Linked DNA regions of Homo sapiens: region 2 is linked to region 1. The links are chromatin loops, found by intact Hi-C in ENCODE. Cell type or tissue: mammary epithelial cell. All regions are shown on one strand. Links, peaks and the distances in the headings refer to the core of each region. The heading gives the core; the rest is flanking DNA.

Region 1 (2,913 bases), core at 168-2,667:
TTATAGGCGTAAGCCACCACACCCGGCTCTTTTCTTCAACCCCAGTTCCCTCTTTCTTCTTTCTCTTCTCACTCTCTCTTTTCCATTCTCTTTTTTCTGCCTCTTCCTCAGACTGGTTTTGCAACTTTTCAACTTCTGTTCCCAAACCCCCCTCACATACAGAAGAGTCTCTCTTTCTCTTGTCTCTCATTTATGTCTCTGATTGCCTTACCCAGAGAAGGGACCCCTGCCTTCTCTGATAGAGGCTTAAAAGAGAGCAAAGCCCCAGGGCTGGGGTAGCTCAGGCCCAGGGGACCATGGGGGTGAGGCCTAGGCCACATGGAGATGGAAGCATGAGCCGGCTCATGACTGCATAAAGACTGTGGTATTGAGTGGGCTCTGGTGACTCACCACTCAGCGGAGGGGTCTGGGAGAGTGATGTCACTGTTGACACTAGAACTGCCCCATCCCTGCCCTGAGACCTTTTCTTGCCTTGCTGACTTCTTTTTGCCTCCCTTTATAGGGCAGGGCTAAGGAAGCAAGTTTCACCTTTGATGACATTTAGAACCACAATGTGGTTTTTTTAAACCGAGAATTTCCTTCCCACATCCTCACCTCCTCCTCCTCTGCCTGTCTTGTGGCGGTGGGGGGGGGGGTGTACTCATGTGCACGTGGGCATTCTCTGTCTCACACATGTGTGCACATTTCTTTTATGTATGTACAGCTCACGTGCATGCACACACACACACTCACTCACACTCACACATACTCCCACCTGCCATCTGTTTCCGTCAGTCGGGGGATCACATAAACTGGGCCTCCAAACAGTGCAGGGGGACTGGAAGGGGCTGATTCTCCCAGAGGGGGACCTGAGGAAGAATCCCTGTGTGCTCTTGTCTGCTGGCACCTCGATGCCATGTGCCTCTTCACTTCAGAGGCTGCACCCTTGAGCCCCAGTAAGCCCAGAATTTGGGTAGGAATGTGTGTCCTTGAGAAGGTGAGCTTCCAATTTCATAATCAGAGGAAAACTGGGGTGGAATTGGGTTGTGGGTTGTGGGTAGGGACAGTGGGGATATATGGAGGAAGACATAGACTAGGAGGGCCAGAGACTAGAAACTGACTTCAAGACAAATGTCATCACTGTCCCTTCTCCCACCCTCCCCCAAATTAGATGTATATTTCTTTCCCTCTACATTTTGAGAAGAGAGAAAGTTGCATCTCACTTGGTAACCAAGTCCCAGGAATCTAGCTTAAGCCGGGGCAGAGGAAGAGTTCCCAACATGAGACTGAATATTAATGCTATGTAAATCACATGCAAATGTGTTGAAAGCAAAAATAAATAGGTGGTGGGTCTTGAAAAAGGAACAATTAGACTGAGGTGAAGGCAGTGGAGGAGCCACAGCCTGGTAACAGGGTGACTTCTGGAGTCTGGGTGCAGGCTGTGCGCTCCTGCCCTCTAGAGATCCTGGCCTGCCTGTGGTTGGTAAAAAACGGTTTGTTTTGGCCATAAGCAACTAACCAACAAGTCCTTGTCAAATGCATACCTGGCCTGGTGGCAGAGGTGGATTTTCTGTGAAGCTAATGAAGCTTGGGTGGCAGTGCTCCTCATTTGCACAGGCCCCTTCGAAACCCTGCACTTAATTTCATATTCATCATCTTGTATTTTTTTTCTTAAAGAGGGCCCCCCAAATTGTATAAGCTTTGGGCTCCACAAAACCTGGGTTCACCTCTGCAGTGAAGGGGATAATTGTGTAAAATGTTGACAAGCTCTCTGTTCTTGGTTTAATTAGCAGCCTCCTTTGAAATAATCTCTGTCAGAGATGTGTCTGTGTGCACAGCTTTATGCGCCCCTTTTCCTAGGTGGAGGGAGACCCCATGGCTGCTCCTGTTTCCAAGACACCACGGTTTTCTGCCTTGAGACTGGGGCAAGAGAAGGGTGAAGGAAACTGCTTTGTTTCTAAAGGGAATGTGGCGGAGAACCCCAAGGAACAAGTATCTGATAATAAATAATAATAATCTTACCTTTGTAAAGCCTTTAAGAGTTTCCAAAGGGAATGTGTCATTTGATCTTCACAATAACCCTGAAGCAGGAAGGAAAGGTATTATGGAGATGTGTTACAGACAAGTAAACTGAGGCTCAGAGAAGTCTAATTACAATAATAATAGCTCAAAAGCACAAAGCTATTGTATCAGCAAGAACAATCACATATGTTCACTCATTTAATCTGTACAACAATTCTATGAGGTGGGTACAATTATTATCCTCATTTTAGAAACAGGGAAACTGCACAGAGAGGTTAGCCAAACTAAAGAGTAGCCCAGCCAAGATCCGAACTCAAGCAAGCAGTCTGGCGGCTGAGTCCTCGCTCTCAATCAGTACGCCACTCCAAAACCTTGTGCACCGTCATGGGCTAGACTTCAAGCCCTGACCTGTCTGACCCGTTTCTCATCACCACTAAGCACTAATATGTCCCTCTGAACCAGGAACTCAAAGCCTAGATGGAGGGGCAGGAGATTGGTGGGAAGTCCAGGTGACTGACCGTAAGGATCAGGGTCTAGTCATGGAAATGGCCCCTCAGGACAGATGAGTACCAGGGTTCCTCCTGGACTGAAAGCACAGGGCGGGAGGTGAGCCAGCAGGCACCAGCCCGCCAAGAGCCCGGGTAGACTTCTTAAAGAAGCTGGAACGTGTTGGTTCCTTTCAGGAACCAACATCTGACCACCTCTCCCCACTCCTTACTTACAGGCAAGTAAACTGAGGCTCAGAGATGTCTAATTACAGTAATAATAGCTTACAGTCAAGCATGATGGCTCACGCCTGTAATCCCAGCACTTTGGGAGGCTGAGACAGGTGGATCACTTGAGGACAGGTGTTTGAGACCAGCCTGACCAACATAGCTAAACCCCGTCTCTACTAAAAATACAACAATTAGC
Region 2 (2,913 bases), core at 293-2,792, 250 kb before region 1:
AAGACTTGTTCTTTATTTTAAAACATTACTTTAAAATATTTCTGGTGTACTGTTGAAGCAGTAATGTTCTACAAGAGCACACTGCCTATTTCAGGAGGCCTGGGAGGAGGAAGGAGTGCCTGTCACTAACAGTCTTCTCCAGATGAATGAGCTTCAATTCACCCCCCAGGGACAGGGCTACTCACTTCTAACAATGACAAATGTGCAAATGCAACATCATGACCATAGCTCTCTGAGAGGCTAACCTCACATACTAGTGTCAGGCCTGACTACAGTGAAAGGAGAGGGCGAGGAGAGGAGCTTCCTAAATGCCTCTTTCTGTGGAAAATCTGGGGCTCTAGAATGACGTAACTATTAACAATGAGACTAAAGAAGATCCTGAGGTTAGAATGAGAAACACTCTGAGCTGGGTGCAGTGGCTTCCAGTCCAAGGCAAGAGGATCACTTGAGGCTAGGAGTTTGTGACCAGCCTGGGCTACATAGCAAGACCCCATCTCTATACATTAAAAAATTTTTCATTGGCTGGGTGTGGTGGCACGCACCTATAGTCCCAGCTAATTGGAAGGCTGAGTTGGGAGAATAGCTTGAGCCCAGAAGGTCGAGGCTGCAGCAAGCCATGACTGCAAGACCATGTCCCAAAAAAAGAAAGAGGCTGGGTGTGGTGGCTCATGCTTGTAATACCAGCAGTTTGGGAGGCCGAGGTGGGCGGACTGCTTGAGGCCAGGAGTTGGGAGACCCACCCCTGGCCACATAGTGAAACCTCACCTCTACTAAAAATACAAAAATTGGCCCAGCGTGGTGGCACGCCCCTGTAATCCCAGCTGCTTGGGAGGCTGAGGCATGAGAATTGCTTGAACTCAGGAGGTGGAGGTTGAAGTGAGCTGAGATGGCGCCACTGCACTCCAGCCTGGACAACAGAGCGAGACTCTCTCAAAAAAGAGAAAAGAGAAAAGAGGGGAGGGGAGGGGAGCGGAAGAGAAGAGAAGAGAAAAGAAAAACACTTGGAGCAGTTAACTTCCACAGAGAACCCAGCAGAGCCAAGACTTCGTAGAACAGTGAGAAGTATCTCTGGATTTGTTAGGAGAATAAATTATTATCTTTCCTACCACAGTTACTTGTATTAACAACTAAAATGTCTCTGATTCCCACTATTCGAAGAGGTAGGCTAAGACTGACACCACAACCACTAGTTTGAGATCAGGCAGCCCTCTTTTGTACCATCTGTGCCTACTGTGTGGAAGTTTGGACCTTGCGGAAGAGCAGGTTTCAGAAAACATTTAAACAATCGGCCTTGGGTTTTGCTGGTTTCAGGAAAACCCAAGCTCAAATCTGAGCTGTTGAGGAAATGACTCACAGCCCCCCTGTGTCAGATCAACAGATTAGACATCTGTACATGACAGACAACTTTTTCAGTCTTTTAGGAAGGCTCTACCTTTACTCCACGATGGATGATCTTTACTTACATAAAATTTGTTAAATGAAGTTTCATTTAGGAAAAAATCCCATTATGACTTTATTTCAATCCTGCTCCTTCTGTAACCATAATGACTATTTTTCTCTATTATACATAGATTTATGATTTACTGAAGTCGAACACAAGTTGTTTCCCACTTCCTTAACTGCTCCTGGCTTCCTATTTGGCTGAGTTCCTCTTATCCTGGAATGTTTGTAGGAAGACAAGATAAGATTTCTTTTTGTTCTTGATAATAAATTAATGACTGACTCTCATAACAGTTTATACCTGTTGTAGGAGTAAGCAAGTGAGAAGAGATGTGGGACAGGGAGCTTTTAAGTCTAAATAATGACCCACCAACGCAGCAGCAGCCCAAAGGAACAGAGTTCAAAACATTCATCTCTTCCCCTGTGCCCCTGGGCCAAGCTAGCACCCGAGTTTTCTTCTTTAAAATGATCTGAATGTCTAAAAGTCAAAAATAACAATAAAATCAAAAACTCAACTTTTACAAACTTGTCGTACATAAAGTAAAAGTCCCAAATGCAGGTCATAACATTTCAGAGGCACTCAATAAGTTTTTAACAACTACTTCCAAACCCACAGGGGAAATGATGATAAGCCCCTACCTTTCCAATTTCCAGGGAAAGGTGTTGGTGATCTTATTAGGAGAAATAAGATATCTTACAATACTGAAAAATGAAGTATGCATGGATAATAGAAAAATTCTACAACTAGATTGTGGTGATGGGTGCACAGTTCTGTAAACTTACCAAAATCTGAATTGTACACTTAAAATGGTTAATTTTATGGTATACAGATTATGCTTTAATAATGCTTTTTCAATTTTTAATGCAGAGCTAGGCAGGTGAAAAATTAAGAGAAATTGTCAGAGGCTAGAAAAGAGAAAGGAGAACTTCAGAGAAGTAAGCAATCAGCCAAAACAGTGTTTCCTCTGGTGGGTGGTGGGGGGTTTTGCAGGGAGGCACCATTTCATGATGAGAACTTGGGTTTTAATGGGCCAAGGCCAGGGTCCTCTCAAGGTAGATGACTCAGATCAGAGACTGCGCAGAGCTGGAACAGGCAAAAGGCAACAACCCTAGTAAGTGACCAACCCTAAGAGTGATCAAGAAAGTCACCATGGAAAGAGGGTATTTCTCAGTCTAAGCATTCGCTCAGGGAGGAAAAGAAGAAAAAGCCCCTATACCCCACTCCAAATTCTAATCAAAAGCTGGCAGAGGTTTAGGTATAGAAATTATGTTATGTATATGGTTCAGAAAACTTTTACATTTAAGAGGTTATGTATTAGTAGTACCTCTAAGCAGGTGGCAGAAGCAAATATAAATGAAAATTTTACCTCATGGAAGGTAAGCTAAACACAGGCTTCAAAGAATTCCCACAATAAAACTCCAGGAATGTGAACTCACAAATTAAAAAAACAAAAACAAAAACAAAAGTATACA

The links. A loop is a pair of places that touch in the nucleus more often than their neighbours do. Peaks named below come from ENCODE experiments on the same cell type or tissue, not always from the same donor. Only the 100,000 strongest peaks of a DNase experiment are listed, where the experiment ranks them.
Region 2: it touches region 1 in a loop (2.5-fold over the local background); 3 of 110 quality-filtered maps call a loop at or near these places.

Annotation. Positions count from the first base shown.
Region 1 is chr5:138,652,211-138,655,123 of GRCh38, reverse strand. No RefSeq gene overlaps it. Among named protein-coding and RNA genes, the nearest start is that of HSPA9, 78 kb to the right of the region's middle. In mammary epithelial cell, for the core only: a CTCF peak has its summit at 1,433 (motif pointing left); a DNase peak (open chromatin) is centred at 413.
Region 2 is chr5:138,899,197-138,902,109 of GRCh38, reverse strand. The region is part of intron 9 of CTNNA1 (catenin alpha 1); the gene reads right to left. Among named protein-coding and RNA genes, the nearest start is that of LRRTM2, 25 kb to the right of the region's middle. In mammary epithelial cell, for the core only: no CTCF peak of the experiment used is centred there; a DNase peak (open chromatin) is centred at 1,329; H3K27ac peaks cover 1,003 bases.